Regions from separate parts of the Homo sapiens genome. Here region 1 is linked to region 2. Evidence: read pairs that join two places in POLR2A ChIA-PET (ENCODE). Cell type or tissue: MCF 10A. All regions are shown on one strand. Region 1 has its middle 5.3 kb from the start of VDAC2. Region 2 overlaps ADK (adenosine kinase).

Region 1 (5,000 bases), 1.0 Mb after region 2:
TTGCCTGGCTGGATTTCAGAATCTCTGTGGACCTGTGACTTCTGGGTACCTCCTGTTTCCCCCTTTTTGAACAGGGGTGTCTGTAGCAGTTATGCTGTGCCTATCCCACCATTGTGTGTTGATATCTCTTTAGTTCACAGGTCTTCAGATGGAGAGGAACTGCTGTACTCAAGGAACTACACCCAAGGAGCCTCATGTGGCTACCGTGAAGGCTGGGATCTCGGGGAGGTTTTGGGAGGGAGTGAGTATGTTTTCCATGTGGGAGGAATGAAAGTAAATGTGACCATGGCATAGGCTGTGAGGATTTAAAGAATATCCACAAATTGACACTCCTTTCAAAAGATAGGCTGTGGGGGCCTGGTGCAGTGGCTCACTCCTGTAATCCCAGCACTTTGGGAGGCTGAGGTGGTTGGATCACGAGGTCAGGAGTTCAAGACGAGCCTGGCCAAGATGGTGAAACCCTGTCTCTACTAAAAATACAAAAAATTAGTCGGGCGTGGTGGCCGACGCCTGTAATCCCAGCTACTCAAGAGGCTGAGGCGGAGAATTGCTTGAACCCAGGAGGCAGAGGTTGCAGTGAGATCGTGCCACTGCACTCCAGGCTGGGCAACAGGGCGAGACTCCAACTCAAAAAAAAAAAAAAAAAAGGCTGTGGGGATTTAAAGAATATCCACAAATTTTTTGATACTCCTTTCAAAAGCTAGAGCCTAACTTCCCCCTCTTGAGTGTGATCTGGTCTTACTAACTCACTTCTAACAAACAGAATAAGGCAGAAATGATAGTGCGATTTCTGAGGCTGGATCATATAAGACATTGTGGCTTCAGTGTCTCTCTCGGATCACTTGCTCTGAGAGAAGCCAGCGGCCATGTCACAAGGACACCCAGGCGGCCACATGGAGAAGCTCACATGGCAAGGAACTAAGGCCTCCTGCCAAAAGCCACATGAGGGTGCCATCCTGAAAGCAGGTCCTTGAGTGCCGTTAACCCTTCAGATGATTGCAGCCCCAGCTAGCATCTCAACTGCAACCCCCTGAGGGGCCCCAAGCCAGAACCACCCATATAAGCCAGTCCTTAATTTTTGACCCACAGAAACTTTCAGATAATAAAATGCTTGTTTTAGGCCATTAAATTTGGGGGCAATTTGTTACACAGTAATCGCAGCTAATGCTGCTATTTCTTTTATTTATTATTATTATTAAAGACAAGGTTTTGATCTCTCGCCCAGGCTGGAGTGCAATGGCACAATCATAGCTCACTGTAACCTCAAACTCCTGGGCTCAAGCGATCCTCCCAGCCTTAACCTCCCGAGTAGCTGGGACTACAGGCACGTACCACTGTGCCTAGCTAATTTTCATTTTTTGCAGAAATGAGATCTTGCCATGTTGCCCATGCTGGTCTCAAACTCCTGGACTCAAGTGATCCTCCTGCCTTGGCCTCCCAAAGTGCTGGGATTATTGGTGTGAGCCACTGTGTCTGGCCCTAATGCTCTCTGCCCTTGCCTCACTTGACCTCTCCTCAGTTTGTGACACTGTTGAGCACTCCCTTCTCTACCCAGTGCTCTCTTCCTCTGGCTTCCACGAAAATGCTCCTCTTGAGTTCTCTTTTTATCCTCCTGGCTAGTCTTTGTCAGTTCTCTTCATTAGCTCCTTCTCTGCTGCTTGCCCCTAAAAGACTAATGCTCCAGGCTGGGCACTGTGGCTCACACCTGTAATCCCAGCACTTCAGGAGGCCAAGGCAGGTGGATCACGAGGTCAGGAGTTCGAGACCAGCCTGGTGAACATAGTGAAACCCTGTCTCTACTAAAAATACAAAAAAATTAGCCAGGTATGGTGGCACATGCCTGTAGTCCCAGTTACTCCGGAGGCTGAGGCAGAGGTTGCAGTGAGCCAAGACAACGCCATTGCATTCCAGCCTGGGTGACAGAGTGAGACTCTGTCTCAAAACAACAACAACAACAAAAGACTAATGCTCCCCATGGCCTCGTCCTTTAGGCTGCTAGTGTCTTTATTCCTATCCCATAGCTCACTGACTTAAACCACACCCATGGTTAGTCATAATTAAAACTAACTTTTACACCCATGCTTCTGAGCCAGACCTTTCTCCAAAACTTCCTAACTGCCTATTGGACAACTGCATTGCGATGTAGACCTGGCTCCTCATATTCATCCAAAATGGTATCATGGTCTTCACCATTACACCTGCCCCTCTTCCTGCAGACTTTCCCACAGTGGGTGGAACCTTTGTCCTCCCCATTGCTTAAATCAGAAATATTGCTCCCAGCCACCCTAGACTTGTCCTCACTTGCTGCTTTCAGGACCTTCAGCATTTGGCTCCAGCCAACATCTTTAGTCTAATTTCTCAACTTTTTTGATAGCTTGTTCCAGCTTTACTTAATTACTTGTGGTTTCCACCAGGCCCTGTGGTACACACCTGTAGTCCCAGCTACTCATGAGGCTGAGGCAGGAGGATCGCTTGGGAGTTTGAGAACAGCCTGGGCAATGCAGGGAGACCCTGTTTCAAAAACAAACAAACAAAAAACTGGCTGGGCGCAGTAGCTCACACCTGTAATCTCAGCACTTTGGGAGGCCGAGGCAGGCAGATCACCTGAGGTCAGGAGTTTGAGACCAGCCTGGCCAATATGGCGAAACCCTGTCTCTACTAAAAATACAAAAATTAGCCGGGTATGGTGGCACGTGCCTGTAGTCCCAGCTACTCAGGAAGCTGAGGCGGGAGAATCACTTGAACTCGGGAGGCGGAGGTTGCAGTGAGCCAAGATTGTGCCACTGTACTCCAGCCTGGGTGACAGAGCGGGACTGTGTCTCAAACAAAAACAAAAACAAATCAAAAGCAAAAAAATCATATGTGGTTTCCAAACAATTCTTGCCACTTCAAGCACTCCTATGATTTTGCACATCCTCTTTCTAGAATTTTGCCTTCCCAGCCTCCACCTGTTGGCTTTCTAATTTTGGTAAGTCCTGCTTTCAAACTTTAGTGCAAGTAGCTCCTCCATCTGACTGTGCTCAAGGTTCTCTGTATTTACATCTTAGAACTGTACTTGCAGGAGCCGAGTGTGGTGGCTCACACTTGTGATCCAGCTACTTGGGAGGCTGAAATGGGAGGATTGCTTGACGTCAGGAGTTCAAGACCAGCCTGGGCAACACAGCAAGACCCTGCTCCCCACAAAAATACTGTACTTGTGACATCTTGAGCTTGTCTTTCCCATACCCCATCCTTTGTTGGGGCCAATTCTCCATGGTGTTTCTACCCATCTTATGGCAGCTTTTGTCTCAGACTATCTTTCCAAGGATGTTTACTTAGCAAACAGCCTTGGAAGATAGTATCTCTCTCTGGGGCAGAGAAAAGATTTTATTTCCTGAGCAGTATAATAATCTCCCCCTCAGGGATTGTGAACCCCGAAAATTTGAGAAATTTCAGAATTTAGAATTTAAATTTGAGAATTTAGAAAGTTTATTTTGCCAGGTCAGGCATAGTAGCTCATGCTTATAATCCTAGAACTTTGGGAGGCCAATGTGGGTGGATCACCTGAGGTCAGGAGTTCGAGAGCAGCCTGGCCAACATGGTGAAACCCCATCTCTACTAAAAATACAGAAATCAGCCGGGTGTGATGGCAGGTGTCTGTAATCCCAGCTACTTGGGAGGCTGAAGCAGGAGAATCGCTTGAACCTGGGAGACGGAGGTTGCATTGAGCTGAGATTGTGCCACTTCACTCCAGTGTGGCAGTGTGGGCGAAAGAGCGAAACTCTATCTCCTCTGTCTCAAAAAAAAAAAACAAAAAGCAAAAAAAAAAAAACCTGGCGCCGTGGCTCACGCCTGTAATCCTAGCACTTCGGGAGACCGAGGTGGGCGGATCACCTGAGGTCAGGAGTTTGAGAGCAGCCTGGCCAACACAGTAAAGCAGCCATCTCTTTAGTGTGGTAAAATTACAAAAATTAGCCGGGCGTGGTGGTGGCGCTCCTGTAATCCCAGCTACTCAGGAGGCTGAGGCTGAAGAATCGCTTGAATCCAGGAGGCAGAGGTTGCAGTGAGCAGAGATCACACCATTGCACTCCAGCCTGGGTGGTAAGAGCGAAACTCAGTCTCAAAAAGAGAAAAAAAAGAAAGTTTATTTTGCCGAGGTCGAGGACACTTAGCCTTGACACAGCCTCAGGAGGTCTTGACGACATGTAACCAAGGTGGTCAGAGCACAGCTTGGTTTTATACATTTTAGAGAAACGTAAGACATCAATCAACATATGTAAAATAAACATTGGTTCGGTCAAGAAAGGCAGGACAACTTAAAGTGGTCAGGAAGGGCGGGACAACTCGAAGTGGGGAGAGGGCTTCCAGGTCACAAGTAGGTGAGAGACAAATGGTTGCAATGAGTTTCTGATTAGCCTCTCCAAAGGAGGCAATCAGATACGCATTTATCTCAGTGAGCGGAAGGATGACTTTGAACAGAATGGGAGGCAGGTTTGCCCTAAGCAGTTCCCAGCTTGACTTTTCCCTTTAGCTTAATGATCTTGGGGGCCCAAGATATTTTCCTTTCACAGTATGAAGGTTGGGCAGATTTGTTAGCAGCTCCTTCTAAGACACGTGGTTTTGTAAGCTTAGGGTTCCTTGGCTGTGACACGAATGCATGCTGTGCACAGCATCCACCTAAGCTGCTCTGGCATCATCCTTGAGGGACACAGAGGACAGGGGGAATTGAGGCAAAACACGAAGCTTACACTGCCTGCTGGGCCACAAGTAAGAGAGTCTTTTGTCCTTGACCCATACGTCTCATGTCTTCTGCTAGCATCTGTGAGCCTCTGAAACTATGGCAGACTAACTTGATAGTTTGCAAGTAGGGTAAACTTTTGGACCCTCCCCTGTTCTTGACATCTTTACACACACTTGACTGTTAAGTGCCTTGAGAGTAGGGACTGTGTCTCAGTGGACTTTGCTTACCCTGTGGATGACACAAAGTAGTTGCTTGTGGTAGGTAGTAACTACCTACTAAT
Region 2 (5,000 bases):
TATTTTGAAGTGTCAATTCATTTCTGAAATATTATCACTGAATAATATTTCATTGTATAGATATGCCACAATTTATCCATTTATCACTTGATAGATATTTGGATTATTTTCACTTTTGGGCTATTATGAACAATGGTGCTATAAACATTTATGTACAAGTTTTTATTAAACTTTTATGTGCAACCCTATTTTATTGGGTTGTCTTTTTGTTGCTGATTTGTAGGAGTTCTCTTTATATCTGAATGCAGGTTATTTGCCAGGTTTCTCAGATTTTACACGCACATACACACACACACACACTCTTTCTCTCTCTCTCTCTAAATATTTTCTCCTGGTCTGAGCTATGTTGTTGCATTTTCTTAATGCCTTTTGAGAGCAGAACTTTTAAGTTTTGAGCAAGTTGAATTTGTTGATTTATTTTATTTTATGGTATTACCTTTTCTGTTCTAAGAAGTCTTTCCTTACTCTCTGCTAGGCTTGTGAAACTATTCTCTCATGGTTTTTTTCTAGAAGCTTTATGTTTTTGTCTTTTGTATTTAGGCCTATGATCTATCTTAAACTACTCTTTTGCTATCATGTAAGGGTTTCTCAAAAGGATTTTCAATTAATTGATTAGATAGCTGTGGGTCTTTTCTTGGATTTGTTCTATTCTGTTGATTTATTTGTATCTTCTTATGTCAATGCCACACTGTCTTAATTATTGTAGCTTTATAAGATTGGTATTGTTACTTTAAATTTTGATAGAATTAATCAGTGCAGCCGTGTGGGCCTGGAGTGTTTTTGTGGGAAAAAGCAGAAGGTTTTAAATTAGTGTAATTACTTTTACAGGTTTAATTACTTTAGCTGATATATAAGCATTCAGGTTCTTCACTTTTTCCTGTGGCAGTTTTAAGAAGTTGAATTTTTAAATGAATTTATTCTCAATTGTTGAGTTGTTATAAAGTTCATAAAATTTCCTAATATTCTGTTATTGCCTGTATGAACTGCTGTATGTCTCCATTTGCATTCTTGATGTTGGTACTTCTTTTGAATTTTTGGATCAGTTTTGCTAGGGGTTTAGCAATTAATCTTTTCAAAAACCCAGATTTTGTTTTGTTGAATTTCTATTTTGGACATGTATTTTTAATTTTTTTTTTTTTTTTTTTTTTTGAGACGGGGTCTTGCTTTGTCACCCAGGCTGGAGTGCAGTGGCGCGATCTTGGCTCACTGCAAGCTCCGCCTCCCGGGTTCACACCATTCTCCTGCCTCAGCCTCCCGAGTAGCAGGGACTACCGGCACCCGCCACCACACCCGGCTAATTTTTTTTGTGTGTTTTTAGCAGAGACGGGGTTTCACCGTGTTAGCCAGGATGGTCTCCATCTCCTGACCTCGTGACCTGCCTGCCTCGGCCTCTCAAAGTGCTGGTATTAGGGGCATGAGCCACTGCGCCCGGCCACCTTGCTCTCCTCTTGTGGATTTGATTTGCTCTCTTTTTTCTACCTTTTTTGAGTTAGAAGTTTAGATTATTGTTTTTAAACCTTTCTTGTTTTCTAATGTGCATTTCATTTCATTCATTCATTCATACATTCATTCAGAGACGGAGTCTTGCTCTGTTGCCCAGGCTGGAGTGCAGTGGTACGATCTTCGTTTACTGCAACCTTCGCCTCCCAGGTTCAAGCGATTCTTCTGCCTCAGGCTCCCGAGTAGCTGGGACTATAGGCGTGCACCACCACGCCAGGCTGATTTTTGTATTTTTAGTAGAGACGGGGTTTTACCATGTTGGCCAGGCTGGTCTCTAACTCCTGACCTCGTGATCCGCCCACCTTGGCCCCCCAAAGTGCCACCGCTCCCAGCCACATTTCTTTCATTATTATTATTTTTTCTTTGCTAACCCCTAGTAGTCATTCTAATGTACATTTCTTATATAATTAACATTTTCTTCTAAGTACTCCTTTAGCTGCAGCATACAATTTCGATGTGTTCAATTCAAATTTCTATTTCCATTGTGATTTTTCTGGTCCACAGGTCATTTAGAAGTTTATTGTTTCTTAATATTTGGGGATTTTTTAGCTATTTTCAATTTTACATGGTGTTCAGGGAATGCGTTGTTGACATATTGTGTACATATCTGTACCATATATCTGTAAATGATAAGTTGTTTATCATTTTAATCCTTTGATAGCTACTGAGATTAGTTTTAAGGCCTACCCTGTGGTGGTCTGTTTTGGTGAATGTTACCTGTGTCTCTAATTCCGCTCTGCAATATTTTGAGGTTTTCAGTGTAGATATTTTATGTATCTTTTATTAAATACGGTGTATACTGCAGTTATTGAATTTAGTGTTCTATAATTTATCAATTAGGTCAGATAGTTTTATGTGTTTGTTACTATATAACTGAGATATAATTCAGCTACTGTAAAATGCACCACTTAAAAATTGCACAGCTCAGTAGTTTTCAGTATATTCACAAGGTTGTACAGCCATCGGCACTATTTAATTCCAGAACGTTTTTGTCCCCCAAAATGAAAACCCATACCCGTTAGCAGTTACTCTTCATGTCTCCCTAACCTCTAACCCCTGGCAACCACTAATCTACCTTGTCCCTACAAATTTGCCTATTCTGAACATTTCCTAAGTGGAATCATATAATATTTGGCCTTTTGTAGCTGGCTTTTTTTTTTAACTAAGTATGTTTTCAAAGTTCATACATGTTGTAGCGTGTATCAGTATTTCATTCTTTCTTATGACTGAAATAATATTTCATTGTATAGATATGCCCCAATTTATCCATTTATCACTTGAGAGATATATGGGTTATTTTCACTTTTGGGCTGCTATGAATAATGGTGCTATAAACATTCATCTACAAGTTTTTGTGGTGTTCTATTTTTCTATTTCCCCTAAGGGTAGAATTGCTGGGGCATGTGGTAATTTTATGTTTACTTTTTGAGCAACTGCCAAACTATTTTCCAAAGCGGCTGAATCACTTTATAATTTGCAACAGCAATGTATGAAGATTCCAGTTTCTCCACATTCTTGTCAATACTTGTTACTGTTCTAGTCTTCGCTGAGAGGCTCTGTGTGCTTGTTGGAGCACACTTTCAGCACTCAACCAGGCTTTCAGTTCATCCATAGCCTTGACTTCCTGTTTTGCCGAGCTTCATGCTCAGTCAGTGGTGATTGCTTAGGGCCTTCTCAGGTCTTTCTTGAGTATGCCCATAGGCCTGGGCACACTGTTTTCATCTTCCAGGGTCTTAGGAATTTCAGAACTTTTCAAAACTCCCTATGGACATCTCATTCTCCTACTTTTCCTTTTGTGTTTTTTGGTTAGCTTGTTTGCCCCAGCTGCTTCAGGGAGCTGAAATGTTAAGCAATTGTAGCTGATTGTTTTTGACAAATAAATACCTTGGGGGAAAAGCCTGTTAGCAATGGGCAAGCTCTGAATCAGGTTAAATATTAGGAAGTCTTGGGAGTGGGGTTTTTCAGGGAATTGCTAGTCAGCTCAAATAATAACTGTACTCTGAAAATGGGACTTTGAAGGAACTCTAGCCCTGTTCTGTCACCTCCACTGGCTGCTAGGCTCCAGGATTCCACAGATTGTGGTTTGCTGCTTTTCAGGGCTAGCCTGGAGCTGGGAAGAGGGGCATGGGAATAAGGCATGTTAAAATGCCACAAAGCTTGCTATTCTTACTGAGATGCAGCCATCTTTTTTTGAATAAATGCTCCTTGGATTGTTGCAAACTTTTTGGTTAATATTCAGAGTTCTGAAAAAGGCTATTTTTGACTTTTTTTTTTTTTTTTTGAGATGCAGTCTTGCATTGTCGCCCAGGCTGAAGTGCAATGGTGTAATTTTGGCTCACTGCAACCTCTGCCTCCCAGGTTCAAACGATTCCCCTGCTTCAGCCTCTGGAGTATCTGGGATTATAGGCACCTGCCACCATGCCCAGCTAATTTTTGTATTTTTAGTAGCGACGGGGTTTCACCAGGTTGGCCAGGCTGGTCTCGAACTCCTGACCTTGTGATCTGCCCGCCTTGGCCTTCCAAAGTGCTGGGATTACAGGTGTGAGCCACTATGCCCGGCCCAAGTCTTGACATTTTTTTGCCAGTGTTCTTGTTGGTTTTATGGAAGAGAGGATTTTTGGAGGTCCTTACTCTGCCATTCCCAATGATGTCACCCAATTTGTTTTTTAAGCATTAAAAAAAATTATTTTAAAATATAAAGACAGGGTCTCACTATGTCAATTAAAAAGACAGGGTCTCGCCCAGGCTGGTCTCGAACTCTTGGGCTCAAGTGATTGTCCTGCCTTGGCCTCCCAAAGTGCTGAGACTACAGGTGTGAGCCACCACACCTGGCCTAAACATTTTTAATATATCTGTTTTTATATCCTGTTCCTCCCTTTTCTTTTGAAATACAACTCACAGAAATTGCAAAAATAGTACAGAAAGTTCCTGTGCACCATTCACTCAACTTCCCCCAATGATATATCTTTTATAACTATAGTGTGTTACCAAAACCAGGAAGCTGATTTCGGTGTTATACAATAGTATTAAATTAACTATAGACGTTATTAGAATTTCACGGGTTTTTGTATATACTGTTTTTAATTGAGGAGGTGGTGGTGTATAGTTCTATAAAGTTTTATCATGTCCAGATTCATGTAGCTATTACCACATTCAGGGTATTAAACTATTCTGTTACCACAAAGAAATTTCTTCATATTATTTCTTTATGGTTATGCTTTTCTCTGAACCCTAACCCCTGGCAACTACTGATCTGATTTCCATCACTGTAATTTTGTAACTTCGAGAGTGTTATATAAATGGAATCATATAGTAGGTAACCCGTAGATACGGCTTTTTTCTCACTTAGCACAATGCCTTTGAGATCCGTTTAAGTTGTTGTGTGTGTCATAGTTCATTCCTTTTTATTGTTTCTCTTTTATGGGTGTACCATAGTTTGTTTACCTATTTACTTGTTGAAGGACATTTATTATGTTTCCAGATTTTTACCATTTTTTTTT

What was found. Peaks named below come from ENCODE experiments on the same cell type or tissue, not always from the same donor. Only the 100,000 strongest peaks of a DNase experiment are listed, where the experiment ranks them.
Region 1: POLR2A ChIA-PET joins it to region 2 with 5 read pairs; 2 of 35 experiments call an interaction of 5 or more read pairs at or near these places.

Annotation. Positions count from the first base shown.
Region 1 is chr10:75,202,985-75,207,984 of GRCh38, forward strand. No RefSeq gene overlaps it. Among named protein-coding and RNA genes, the nearest start is that of VDAC2, 5.3 kb to the right of the region's middle. RefSeq lists an enhancer at 4,073-4,822 and a silencer at 4,987-5,000. In MCF 10A, no CTCF peak of the experiment used is centred here; no DNase peak of the experiment used is centred here.
Region 2 is chr10:74,187,218-74,192,217 of GRCh38, forward strand. All of the region lies in intron 1 of ADK (adenosine kinase), which reads left to right. Among named protein-coding and RNA genes, the nearest start is that of ADK, 38 kb to the left of the region's middle. RefSeq lists an enhancer at 2,993-3,052. In MCF 10A, no CTCF peak of the experiment used is centred here; a DNase peak (open chromatin) is centred at 2,994.